3 separate regions of the Homo sapiens genome follow, and regions 1 and 2 are each linked to region 3. A link is a contact called in ENCODE Hi-C or POLR2A ChIA-PET data. All regions are on one chromosome and are shown on one strand. Each heading gives the region's core, a stretch centred on a gene start or an enhancer-like site at or near the end of the contact. The rest is flanking DNA. Distances are from core to core; before and after follow the strand shown. Region 1 holds the start of INPP5B (inositol polyphosphate-5-phosphatase B). Region 2 overlaps MACF1 (microtubule actin crosslinking factor 1). Region 3 has its middle 84 kb from the start of LINC01685.

Evidence for each region. Hi-C counts contacts between places; a loop is a spot of excess contacts on that map. ChIA-PET counts read pairs that join two places held with the same protein, here RNA polymerase II (POLR2A). Pooled maps may share reads with other maps.
Region 1: a map with no recorded cell type shows a loop between it and region 3 (5-fold over the local background). The contact joins the promoter of INPP5B here to the enhancer-like site in region 3. A Hi-C loop is called at or near these places in 2 of 37 single-sample maps with no recorded cell type and 7 of 50 pooled maps. POLR2A ChIA-PET finds 5 or more read pairs at or near these places in 1 of 52 experiments (activated CD4-positive, alpha-beta T cell).
Region 2: a loop to region 3 is called in a pooled map, with 5 times the contacts of the local background. The contact joins two enhancer-like sites. A Hi-C loop is called at or near these places in 1 of 37 single-sample maps with no recorded cell type and 2 of 50 pooled maps. POLR2A ChIA-PET finds 5 or more read pairs at or near these places in 1 of 52 experiments (WTC11).

Annotation. Positions count from the first base shown.
Region 1 is chr1:37,945,411-37,949,666 of GRCh38, reverse strand. INPP5B (inositol polyphosphate-5-phosphatase B) reads left to right here and starts at 2,614. Exons shown (of 24, transcript NM_005540.3): 1 at 2,614-2,677; 2 at 3,333-3,415; 3 at 3,817-3,911. The coding sequence starts at 3,359. It overlaps LOC105378651 (a long non-coding RNA gene), which reads right to left. Exons shown (of 5, transcript XR_001737983.3): 5 at 4,040-4,256. RefSeq lists enhancers at 383-1,056, 2,446-2,685, 2,263-2,792.
Region 2 is chr1:39,266,601-39,270,480 of GRCh38, reverse strand. All of the region lies in intron 6 of MACF1 (microtubule actin crosslinking factor 1), which reads right to left. Among named protein-coding and RNA genes, the nearest start is that of MACF1, 64 kb to the right of the region's middle. Within about 2 kb of position 2,105, at least 18 of the 41 ENCODE cell types and tissues checked have a DNase peak (open chromatin) inside an H3K27ac peak, as active enhancers do.
Region 3 is chr1:38,557,316-38,561,679 of GRCh38, reverse strand. No RefSeq gene overlaps it. Among named protein-coding and RNA genes, the nearest start is that of LINC01685, 84 kb to the right of the region's middle. RefSeq lists enhancers at 1,619-2,234, 2,536-2,625. Within about 2 kb of position 2,104, at least 8 of the 41 ENCODE cell types and tissues checked have a DNase peak (open chromatin) inside an H3K27ac peak, as active enhancers do.

The DNA of each region.
Region 1 (4,256 bases), core at 1,365-3,864, 610 kb after region 3:
AGGTGGTGACTGTTTCAAAGGGCCGAAAGCTGTGGCCATGTGCCCTGAGGGCTTGGACTTCTGTGAGGTGAGCCCTGCGATGCTCCAAGAATTAGGGAGCTCTCCTCCCTCAGAGCTGCATGGCTTTCTCCTTCTACCTGGAGTGGGTAGCTCAGCAGTAGAATCTGGCTGGAGCTAGACCTGCTGGGAGCAGCCGTGGGGTCTAGCAAGCTTGACCCCCTCAGCTCTGCATGATGCCAACACCAAAGGCAGCAACTGGAATTTTCCATACCTCCACGATGTGCCCCTTTTTTTCTGACCACCCTGTATGTTCACTAGGAACTCACTGATCTTGTGGGCAGGAAGCTAGGGGTCCAAGGAGGTTGAGCTCAACCCATGACCCACTTAACACTTTCTGCCTTTGAGTGGGGAAGAGGGGCAAGGGGAAGATGAATGGTCCCACCTCTTCTTGCAGCTGAAATGCTCCAGCTCAGGTTACATTGCAGGCTGCAGCCAGGCCTGTGAAGCAGGGACCTCCCAGTGTCATGGGGCTGTGGCCCCACCCTGCTACCAGGAGTGCTGTCAAGCCTCAACCTCAGGCAGCTGCCTTCAGCTGGATGGGAAACTTCACTTCAACCAGGCAGCTCCTGGGGCCACCAGAAACCCCCTGCACTGGGCCCTGGCTGTGGCTATGCTACTTCTCCTCCACTCTGCTCTGCTCCTATTCCTGCTCCCCTAGCTGGGCCCAGCAGAATCTGGGAGCAGCAGTCAAGAAGACCCTGTAGGATCTACAAGCCTTCAGGTCCCCCTCCAGCTCTGATTCCTGTAGTTGCATCTTTAGTAAAAGGCCTTTATCAAGCCCACAGCTCTGGGCTTAAGGCTCCTCACTTCTCCCCTTCTAGGGCCTAGGCCTGACCATGGAACCCCCCAAGGGGGCAGGCCCTCAGCCCTAATCTCAGGGAGAGGATAGGGTTTGTCTGGAAAAACAGAAAACCTCCTGCCTGACCCCCACCCAGTGGGAGGACCCCCAAATCCTGCAGGGACAGTTTCTTCATCATAAAAAGCACACAGCCCCATCTACTTTGCCCAGACCCTCCTCGCCAGGCTTTGACACTAGAGCAGGGCTGGAATTGGGGTTCCTCTGCTTCCCTGCAGTGACCCCACCCCTTGATCCTAAGGGTCTGAGTCAATCCCCTTTCCCCTCATCGTCCACATGACTTAGACACTGAATTCAAATAAACTTGAGCTCCATTTGTGCTGTGGATGTTTCCAGGAAAAGAAATGGATTGAGAAGAAGGCAACGACTGTTTCTGGAAGGGGTTTACATATGCAAAGTTGAACTGGTCATTAGGATGGCCACTTCACTTGGGGAAAGAGGAAGGGAAACTGTTCACAAGTCACAACAGTCACCCCCTCCCCAGCACTGAAGGCCCATTCCTTCAGTTTGGGCCAAAGCTTGAGAGAAGGTGTATTTATTAAAATAGTTCAGAAAGTAATTCACTAACTCCATAGATAACTGTGTGCCAGAAACTGCTGGTATGTTGATGAAAAGGCATAGTCCTGTCCAACGGGAGCTTACAGCTTAATTAAACAGCCAATAGGCCAAGTGAGAATGATCCTAGCATTCCTTATCTGAGCTGGGTGAGCAATCACAGCTCACTGCAGCCTTGAACTCCTGGGCTCAAGCAATCCTCCCACCTCAGCCTCCCAAGTAGCTGGGACTACAGGCATGCACCACCATACCCGGCTAAATTTAAAAAAATTTTTTTTTAGAGATGGGGTCTCAAACTCCTGGCCTCAAGCGATCCTCCCTCCTTGGCCTTCCAAAGTGCCGGGATTACAGACATGAGCCACTGTGCCCAGTCCCTGTGCTGGCTCTTTTTGTCCATCTTGGGTAACCTCCTTATCTTAGATGGGGAAATTGAGTCCCAAGGGAAGAAAGGTCTTGGCCAAGGTCACAAAGCCAGGCGGATCAGGGGAAGGACGTTGCCGGACAGGAACAGTGTCATACCCTTTATAAAGTGCGTTCACACCCAGTAGCCTCAAACAGCCCTGTGTGGCAGGAGGGCTGGGTGGGGCTAAGGGAGGAAATAGGGCAGTGTGTAGCGGTATAAATGGCCCAGGAGTTGCAGTCAGACTTTCAGTGGAGTCCCAGTGTTGCCACCTGCTAGCTGCAGGACTTAATGTCAAACTGCTTAACCTATCCAAGGCTCAGTTTCTCCACCTGGAAAATGGACATAATGGTTCTTCATAGTCTGGTTCTCCCTCCATTAAACCAGGAGAAGGTAGTTATTTTAGGGGAAGAGTTTCAGTAGAGGTCCGGGTTGTCTACCCTGGAGTGAGAAGAGCTGAGGATGGAACTAAGGAGAAAATAAAAATGCATTATATTCTTCCCCTAAGATAAAATGTGACCATCTTCCTTCTGGGTGGGAAGCTCTGGCCCCATGACCTAGAGGGCTGGGGATGGGAGTGAGGGCAATCATTAGAAAACCTTTCTGGTATAGGAAGCCCAGTGTACCCCAGGGCCTAAGGGGTTAACACGGATGGAGAGACTCCCCACCCCACGATTGACTCGGGCATGCTGGGACTTGCAGGCTGACTGACCACCATGTGGCGCAGGGGCTGTTGGGAAATGTAGTCACTGTCCCGGAACCTGGGGCAGCGGAGTCCCGTGCGCCCTGTGGTGACAGCTCAGGAGGTAGGTGACAATGTCAGGGAGCTGTGGGTGGGAGCAGAGCAGGAAAGCCAGGGCAGGGCTGGGCAGGAGGGAGTGGGCAAGCTGAGGGCTGGGACACCCCCCAACCCCCGGCCTGCAGCTGATGCAATGGGCCTGCTGGGGCGGGGGTGAAGGGCAAGCAGCAATGGGACACTTCCTGTCTCCAAGGAAAGAGGAATGGGACCCTCCTGAATGACAGTAAGGGGATGTTCCCTGAACCCCACATGGACACACCACTGACACCTCCCAGAGAGGCGCTAGCAGAACAAAAACTGTCCCCAAAAGAGAGGAAGAGCCATGTCCTAGGAGCAAAGGGACTAGGTCCCCTTCTCCAATCCACGTACCCCACTTCCAACAAGGATAGACCACACTCAAGAGCAACTGGATGCCCTCCCAGACAAAGGCAGTATAGCAAACTGTAGATCCCAGCGGGGCAAAGGGACTGGACCCCTATCCCTAAAAACTGAAAGGCCTATTCTAGGGAGGACAAAGAGGAGGAGGAGGAGGATCAGGCCTCCCCGGTACCATCTCCCTCTGCAAAGGCCCCTCCCTCCTGCCCCCAACCCCTCTGAGGCAGCTCCACCACCCCATGCGTAACTTGTTGACCAAAGCGGGGCTCCTATCTCCCCTCCCACAGGGTGTGTGCGCTCAGCAGGGGCCAGCATGGACCAGTCTGTGGCAATCCAGGAGACGCTGGCTGAGGGGGAATACTGCGTCATCATATCCTTCCTGTGCTAACTGCGGCCCTGAGCCTGCCCTGGCCTTGGGAAGAGGAATGGAAGGTGTCGAGGTGTCTATCCCCTCTCCTGCCCCTCTGAACCATCAGGGGAGAAGGAAATCAGTATTTACTAAGTACTTACTGAGTCCTGGACTCTCAGCCAAATGCTTTAAATACGCAGTTATCCTCCTAACTCCCTATGAAGTTGGGGATTATTATCCTCATTTCATAGATAAGGAAGGCTTAGAGAGCCTGTTTGTCTGTTAGTTCAGCACATGGTTTGAGTGCTCACCCAAGGCCACACAGTGAATCTGGGGGGGCAGGGGAACAGAGGGAAGGTGGGACAGCCTGGGTGGGGAGAGGCCTCGCCTCTGGGTTGTCTTCCCTTGACTCTGAGCCGCAGGCGGTGCAAGGTGTGCTGTGTGAGGGGGACAGCCGGCAGAGCCGCCTCCTGGGACTCGTGCGCTACCGCCTGGAGCACGGCGGCCAGGAACACGCGTGAGTGAGGGGCTTGGTCCCCACCTGTCTGGGCCATGGGGTTGTTCATCACTGCACCCTCCAGCTGAACTTCAACTGTCCCTCCAGGGCAGGGTCTGAGTCTCCTAGAATAATTATCACAATGATAGTTAATATTTTTTGAACACTATATTTTAAACCCTGCACACGTACTAACTCATAATCCTCAAGATCTAAGGAGGAAGTTTCTTGAGAAGAGACAGTTTAACATACTAGTCCAGATCTTGAGCCTCGTGGTCCAAATGCCTGGGTTCAAACCCAGGCTTTGTTACTAACAAGCCACATGATCTATTGTTTGTTTGTTTTGAGAAGGAGTCTTGGTCTTTG
Region 2 (3,880 bases), core at 856-3,355, 710 kb before region 3:
ATTACCACCACCACCAGCAGCACCATCCATGCCTCAATATATTCCTCAAAACAAAATCATGTTAAAGCCCTAAATACATCCAGTCACAAAACAAACTTTTCTAGCCTTAAACCTTCAAATTGCCCTAACCTCCCTCTCTCTCTCTCAACTAATCCCCAGATAACTCTGTCCCTCTCCTCTAATCCTGGAATTAGGAACCAAAGAAGGATGAGCCCTCTCCACCTATACAAATACTGAATGAGTGCTGCCGTCAGAAATTTCCCAACAGGGATGGGATTGCATCAGCTCTAGTAAGAATATCACTCTCCTGTGAGGAAGAGCAAGTACACTGACAACAGCTGCCTGACCCCTTCCACATTTATTCCAGAGATTCATTCCAGAGATTCAGTTAGGCCCTTCCCCATCGTCTCTTGTGCTACATTACAACTTCTCGTAGCAGGGAAGCTGGTAAACAGACCTGCCTGAGAGTAAGTACTATCTAGCATTGCACCTTGAGAGATCATCCCACCAGATAGCTTGAGCAATTACGCCACTTGGCTACTCAGAATCAGGGATTCCCCAGAGACAAGTCTTGGTTTCAAGCATCAAGGGGCAGACCTGAAATAGATTCTGCTTGCTGAGCTCCAGCAGATACTAACCCACATGGGGGTAAGTTTGAGAGGCACCAACATCCTCACTGCTCACCACACTCAGCTTTAATATGTTTGAGGGCCAAGAATCCAAACAGCAGTTTGATTATCTCTTGAACATGCCCACCTACCTCTTCCAGACCCCATGATGGGGTGTGGCTTGCCTCCAGAGAAAGAGTGCCATCCTCTTCTGAGAAGGAAGTAGAGCTCTTTTCAGGTTCTGTATCTTTAGGCTGGATCCCATGTATGTGTGGCCCATCACTGCCATAGCCAGAGGAGGAGGGCAAAATGCTCACAGTCACACCACTGATGGACAAATCACTCTGAGAAGTAGGCAGTCTGGAATCCTGGGGGGGCACTTGACCCACATGGGAAGGCTCCGTGCGTCTTTGGCCTCCAGGCTGGTCCAGTAGTAATGAAGAAACAGAACATTCTATAATCCAGGAAGCTGTCTGAGGGGCACCTGAAACACTCTTGGTTCCTTCCTCCACACTCCAGCCCTCTGAAAATTGTTCTTGATTTCCTTTATCAGTGGGGTAGTCTGTCCTAGGCAAAGCACAGCTCCGAAACCCACGCTGAATATTTCCTTTCTCCACTGCAGTCTCTCCTTGCAAAGGCAGCAACACAGCCCTGCTGCTGCAGGATGCTGTCCTAGGAAATTCCACCAGTTGGCTCACTGACTTCTCGCAGTTCCTTTCTGCTGGGTTATCAAGCAGGTGAGCAATGACAGTCATCCCCTCTTCCAGGGAATCCCAGACCCCTCCAGCAACTGATGACTCATTCTCTAACAAAAGGTGGGCGGTCTGGACCTCCCCTTGGAATCTCTCCTTTACCTGTACTATCATCCCCCGATCGACTACCCGTGAGTTGGGGGCTGAGTCCCCAGGCAGCAAAATATCTGGGGGGGTATGCTCTACCCCTCCCACTCCGTCTTCCTTTTGGAGACTCTCTGTTAACTTCGTTAGGGTTTCAGTCTCTTCAATGACTCCAGTTCCTTCTGAGGTTTCTTCCTGGTGAGATGCCTCTGGAGTAGGGATTTTCTTCCCTCTCCACCTCCTTTTGAACCGAACCCTTTTCTTAGGAGATATGGGAGCCTTCTCAGGAATAGCTATTGACTCTTTCGGCTCCTTAAAACAGCCCAGTGAATTTCCCATTTCCTTCCTCTCCTAATCTCAGCAAAAACGCAGCTAAGCCAGTCCTGGGATCCCACAGAAATCCCAACCTTGGCCTCATCGGATTCGATGCACATTTAAAAACATGCACTATGCCGGCAATCCCTCCAATTCTTTCTCCCTCCCTCCCCGCCTCTCTCTGTCTCTTCCAGCCGCTGCCGATTCAGACAGCCATCTTACAGGCTCAGAGCTGCAACAAGACAAATTCAAAGCATCTCACTGCAGTTCAGAAATCACTTGACCTAAAAGCAGACAGAAACCGGATTGGCTGCAGCTTCCTCTCTCCAAATATGAGGTAATTGGAGCACTGCCCTCAGTAACACAAACAGAAAGCAAAAAGGAGCTAGAAACCAGGGGAGGGGAAAAACTAGGGAGGGCCAGGAGGAGGAGGGAAAATGTAAGTGTAAATTGAAAATGGAGGGAAAAAGAAGAGAGGCCGTGGCAGAAGGTAACGTGGAGGAAGGAGGAGGAGAATAGTACCAAAAAGGGAAAAAGCAAACCAGCTCGGCTGGTACTAACCAGCAAGGGAAGGGAAGGGCCCGGGCCAAGAAGAACCAAGCCTGGTGAAGCTGCAATTATGGCTCCCAAACTACAAAATGAAATAGATTTTAAGTGTTGCACCAAGATGCCCAAAAGAAAATATCAAGCAGATATACATATTCTGAATTTTTTCAGGTCAGAAAACAATAAAATTATTTTAATGAAATTATAACCTGAAGAAACCAGAGCCTTCTTCTTACAGTTAAGAAAAGGAACACAGACTTTAAAGATCTAGCCTTCTGGAGCATTTATTTCCCTCCTTTTTCCTATAAAAGAAAAGAAAGATCTGTTAATTCTGCCAGCCAATGACACAGACAGGAAAAATCTGGAAGTTGGTTTTGAGTACAGTAAATGAGTGCTTGGTAAAAAGAATACCACTTCTAAATACAACAGATGAACAGGGTCTCTGATGAACAATATTTGACAAAAATGTTCAATAGTAATTATTGATGCTGCCACTGCTAACATCTAATATATTTTTTGCACTTGCTGTGTGCCAAGCACTGTGTAAAGTTATTTACATGGACTTTCTCATTTAATTCTTACAGTCACTATATGAGGTCAAAACTATTATTTTATATTTTATCGGTAAAGAAACTGAGGTTTGGCCAGGCGCAGTGGCTCACGCCTATTATAATCCTAGTACTCTAGAAGGCCAAGGCAGGCGGATTGCCTGAGCTCAGGAGTTTAAGACCAGCCTGGGCAACATGGTGAAACCCCGTCTCTACTAAAATACAAAAAATTAGCTGGGCACAGTGGCATGCGCCCTTAGTCCCAGCTATTCAGGAGGCTGAGGCATGAGAATTGCTTGAACTGGGAGGTGGAGGTTGCAGTGAGCCAAGATCATGTCACTGCACTCCAGCCTGGCCAACAGAACAAGACTCTGTCTCCAAAAAAGAAAAAAGAAACTGAGGTTTAAGAAAGTTGATTAATAGCCCTAGGTTACACAGCTAGTAAGTGACAAAGCCAGAACATGAACTTCTGTTAACTTTAAGACTTTTAATTTCAACCCCAACTACTCTCTTCTAACTACTGCAGTAGTGGAAATCTGTACTCAGTTGCCAGTTGTGTAAAATAAGAAGTTCCCCCACTGTTCTGAATTGGTAATTAGACTGCATGGACCAAGAGCTCAATCAAAGAGATAACACTTGTTGCCATTTGGGAGTAAGAGAAGAAGCTGCCAAAAAGAGGTTCAGGTGGTTTTTACTCCCATTGCAGTAGGGCAGGAAGTCTGAATTTCAGACTGTAAAAGTCGGATTCAAAAATCACCTTGTGATGTCAGTGAAGATTCCTCCACCCCAATTTTTTTTAGTATAGTATCTGCTATATGGGAAAAGACTATAACCCAAAGGGCTGTGAATGGAGAATAAAATTATATATGTGTTTCTTTCCTATTGCAGTTATTTATTCTACAACAAAAGGATCCAGGCCACACAGCAGAAAGCAGTAGCCTGCCTGGTTCCATGCAAGCCATAAAGACTTACACTAGCATAGCCTTAACTATCTTTCCTGGAGACCTGAAAAAAAAAAAAAAAAAAA
Region 3 (4,364 bases), core at 855-3,354:
GCAGGGGCATTCATCCATGTGTTTTGAGACAAGTGAGTCAAAGATGACCCAAGACATCACTGGGGTCGTGGTCCTTCAGATCACTGGATTCCAGCAGGTGCCCCAGACAATTTCCCCAGCAACACCCATGGCCCCATTTCCAGCCCTGCTGACCAAGCAGTGTTCAAAGGAAACATTTCTGATATTGATCTCATCTGCTGCTGTGCAGTTGAACAAGTCGCTTCACCACTCGGAACCTCCGTTTCCTCATTGGTTACAACAACAGAACTGAGAAGTCTGTGCCAGGTACAGTTCTAGCTGCTTTACTTAATTCTCACTAACAGTTTTAGGATGTAGGTACCATGATCTTCCCATTTTACAGATCAGGAAACTGAGGTCACACATCTAGGGAGTATTGGTTCCCTCGTGGGGGTGGTCAGGGAACAGGCTCTTTGCTGGTTGTTCAAGTGGTGTGGTCTGATTGTCAAGGCACTCTGCAAGCAGTCCTGAATGAGTCTTAGGGGCCTCTGCCCCAATGAGATGAATGAGGCTGACAGCTAAGTTGATTGTCTACTTAGACAAAAGGGGCTGTTTCTACCTTCCTCGCAGGACAATTACTTATTCTCTGCTATAAAATGCCCCTGGTGCCAAGACCTGTGTTGGTAGAGGCAGTAAACCAAGCAGGTTTAGTTAAGGAGCCTGACTACCCAGCCCCGTCACTCACTCTCTAGCTGTGTGACCTTGGATCTTTATTCTCTGAGCCTTGATTTCCTATTCAAAAATAATAATAACCACTTCGATAAACCATTCTGAGGCTTAAGTGAAAACAAACAAATGAAACTTGTAAAGTAGTTGGAACAGTGCCAGACACATAGTAAGCACGTAATAATTTTTGTTGTTACTGGGGTCCCAGAGAGGAATCTACCTGATTGCTGCCCCAGGAGCCTTGTGACTCTGCTCCTGCCCATGGTGACCTAAGTCACATGCCCGCTATAGCCCCTTCCTTCTTTCCAGAACCTGTTCTCAGTGTTTTCACTCCCTAACCATCTCAGGCCTCTCTTCTTACTCTGTTTACCATTCCCGGGATTACAGGTTGTCTTCAGCCCTCGAAAGAGATGCACCCCCTTCCATGCACATATAGCATCCTCTGCAGCCTCAATAGCCGAAAATGGGGAAAATAATCCTCACGGCCCCAGCAGATGTGCAGGTAATAATACCGGGTTTTTTTTTCCACACTTAGTATGTGCGGAGTATCAAGCTACACACTTTACAAACATTAGCTCACATAATCTTGATGGCATCCTTGTGAGTTAGGTCCTGCTTTTAGGCCTGTTTTAGGGCTGAGGAAGCTCAGAGAGGTAAAGTAACTTTTCCAAGGTCACTCAGGTAGTGAGTGACAGAGCTGGGCTTCAAAACCTGGTGGCTGACTACGAAGGCCATCCCCTTAACCCTAATCCTAACCCTGGGGCTAAGCCCCCAGCACAAAAAGCTAAGGCCTACCTTAGGTACTCAGAAAATGTCGTTTCCTTTCCTCTGAACCCCACGCTGCATTGCAGAGGCCCCCACATTTACAGGGTTGGCTGAGCCTGAGTTCGGGAGTTGTTAACTTCTTAGTACTTCTCTCTTTGCCTCATTATGGGGTAAAACTGCATTTGGTTTTTAAAATTCCCTTTTTATTTAGTCGCTGTGAATGTTAAGAACTGCCAGTACTGGAAGCTGAGATCCCATCCATATGCCAGGTTTTAAATAGCAGACTAGAAACAAGTTTACACAGGAAGATCAAGCTCACCCCAAACATGCAGCCACTGCACTGTTCAGACAAGAAGCCCGTGCCCCCGCCCCGCCCCTCCCGCTCGCCCCCCGCCCCGCCCCGCCCGCTCGCCCCAGTCTTCCCACTTCAAACGATTTCGGAAAGTCATCCTTCTTGTGTTAGAAAAACATTGCTGAGTTCCGTCTGCTGCTCTTCATACACGAAGAAGGAAGTGGTGACCCAGGGATGGCAAGGTGTGCGGTGGTGTGTTTCTTTTCTTGGCAGTGGTGGCGGCCTCGCACGATCCAACCGCATTCACCCCGGAAGCCGCTTCCACCTCCCTGGAGTCAGAGGTGCTCTGACGTTGCCCTGCGCACCGAGCAACACGAAGCTGCAAGCGGAAGAATCGTACCGGACTTGACCTTCCTGATCTGCCAAAAAGCGCTCCGTGACCTTGGCCAGTGACTTCCCCTGCACCACTCTGAGACTCAGTTTCCTCCTCTGCAAAATGCACGTAGCAGAAGGAGCCCTGATGGTTAAGTGCCTGGACTCTGGGATCACACTGCCGGTGTCCAAAACTCTCAGCCCCGCAGCTTCCTGGCTAACTCCTGTCTCAGTCTCAGTTCCCCTCCCTGTAAAGCAGAGGCCCTAGTAGTGCCTGCCTTCTAGAGTATGTTGTCGTTGTCGTGAGGGTTAAGAGCCACGGCGCTAAGCATTGAAAACGGGGGCCTGAGATGCGGTGAATAGCAGCAAAACACCAGTTAGGATCACCAGCCTGGGACTGCCTACCTCTCCACGTCCTTATGGGGGTGGCGGAGATTCAAGGCATGAGGGCCGCCAGCCCAGGACTTGGCACTTGCTCCAAAACCTCATGGCTGCACTCAGATCTGAAGTGGATCTCCACAGTCGGGGCGCAACGTGAGACCTGGTCCTCTCCCAGCCCATCCTTTTTACCGGCCTGAACTCACTGGGGCCTGTCCAGGCGGCTGGGAGGGGGCGGGGTTGATCTATGGGCTGGGTAACCTGCCTGGGGGAAGGGAGGGGGCCTCTGACCCGAGGGGTAAATCATGGACTTCCCCCAGGGCCCGTCAGTTCCCCAGGAAAGAAGCCCTGGGTATTTGTTATCTCAATGTTTCCCCTGAGGGGCTGACCACATGATTCATTTCACTCACACTAATTGGATGTAAATTAGATGAGAAATCAGTAATTTGTCCAAAGATTTGTCATTCCCATGGCTTTCCAGGCAGAGCAAAGCACTGGTCCTGCGAAGGCGCCCCCAGCTGTAAGGGAGGCAGAAGCCTGGCCTCTTCAGAGGAGACGATGAGCTGCTTCCTGGTGGCTCCTGTGTTTGCATTTTTTAAAAGAGGAGGGAGCTAAGGTGAAGATAGAAGGGGGCTGGGGAGAAGAGTAATGGAGGGGGGGAAAGGAGGTGAGAGGGAGAGGGGGAGGAGGAGGGGAGTTGGGGACGAGGGAGAGAACAGGAGAGGAGAATCAGAGCTTTCTCTGGCTGCTTTTGGCCGGCTGGAGGGGTGGAGGAACCTTCAGGTAATGTTATTTACCATCAATAGGAAAAAGGATTACTCCAGGCTTCTTTCCTTACAACAATATGCTAATCAACCCCTTGGGCCCACAAGGGTCTGGGAAGCCAGGCAGCTGCCTCTGTCGCATCTCTAGGAGCATGGCCACTGATTTAATGAGGGGGAGGGCAGGGCTCCGCTGGGCTCCTGGGAGTGGGATCAGACAATGACTGGGGGTGGGTGGCCGTCAGGGCAGCGTGGAAGAAGCGGGTCTGACCAGGGCGCCTGCGTGGAGAGGAATGGCAGCAGCCAGGGCTCCCCACCACCCCCAGTGCTGCTGCAGGGTCAGGTGAGAGCAGCTGCTCATGTTCTATTTATTAGAGAGACAGAGTCCCCTGAAGAAGGGTGGAAATGTAAATATTTTAAAAAATGAATCCGAGGCTTGAGTCAAGGGCATAAAGGAAGGGAGGGAAAGTGCTGAGTTTGGCAGGTAGAAAAAGGCGGGGAGGTCAGAAAAGGGTCAGAGGGTTCACTGGCCTGAAGACCCCTTTGAAGTAGTTGTATCCTAACTGTGACCCCAGCTCAGAGCTGGGGAATGCTAAGGTGGGATCCCTGCCCACCCTTCTGGAAGAGAGGCCGTAAGCTTCACTGCTGAAGAAAAGAGGAGGCTGTCTGGACTCCAGAAAGTGGGCCTCACCTGGCCAAGGAAGCTAAAGAGCAGAGGCAGAGGGCAGAGGCCCTGGACTCAGAGCAGAGGCTGGGGTATCATACAAGGTCAAGGTCCCTGCAGCAAGGCAGGGTCAGGGATGGGGTCTGAGGTGTTGAGGCCTTGAGTTAGAAAAGACTCATTATTATGTGCTCATTCATTCATTTCAACATTCCATGTGTATTTATTAAACTGTTACTGTTTGCCAGCCGTGGTGCTAGGTGCAGGATGAGCCAAACAGACTTGATTCCTGAAGCCTTGAAGCAGAAGCAAGTCTAGGAGGGGAAGTAGACACAAATCAAATAATTGTGCACATCCATGTGTGACGATAAACTATGCTGAGAGCCATGCAAGAAAGGAGCACAGGGCTTTGATAGCCCGGGACAGAGGAACTGGACCCAGTCTGAGAGGT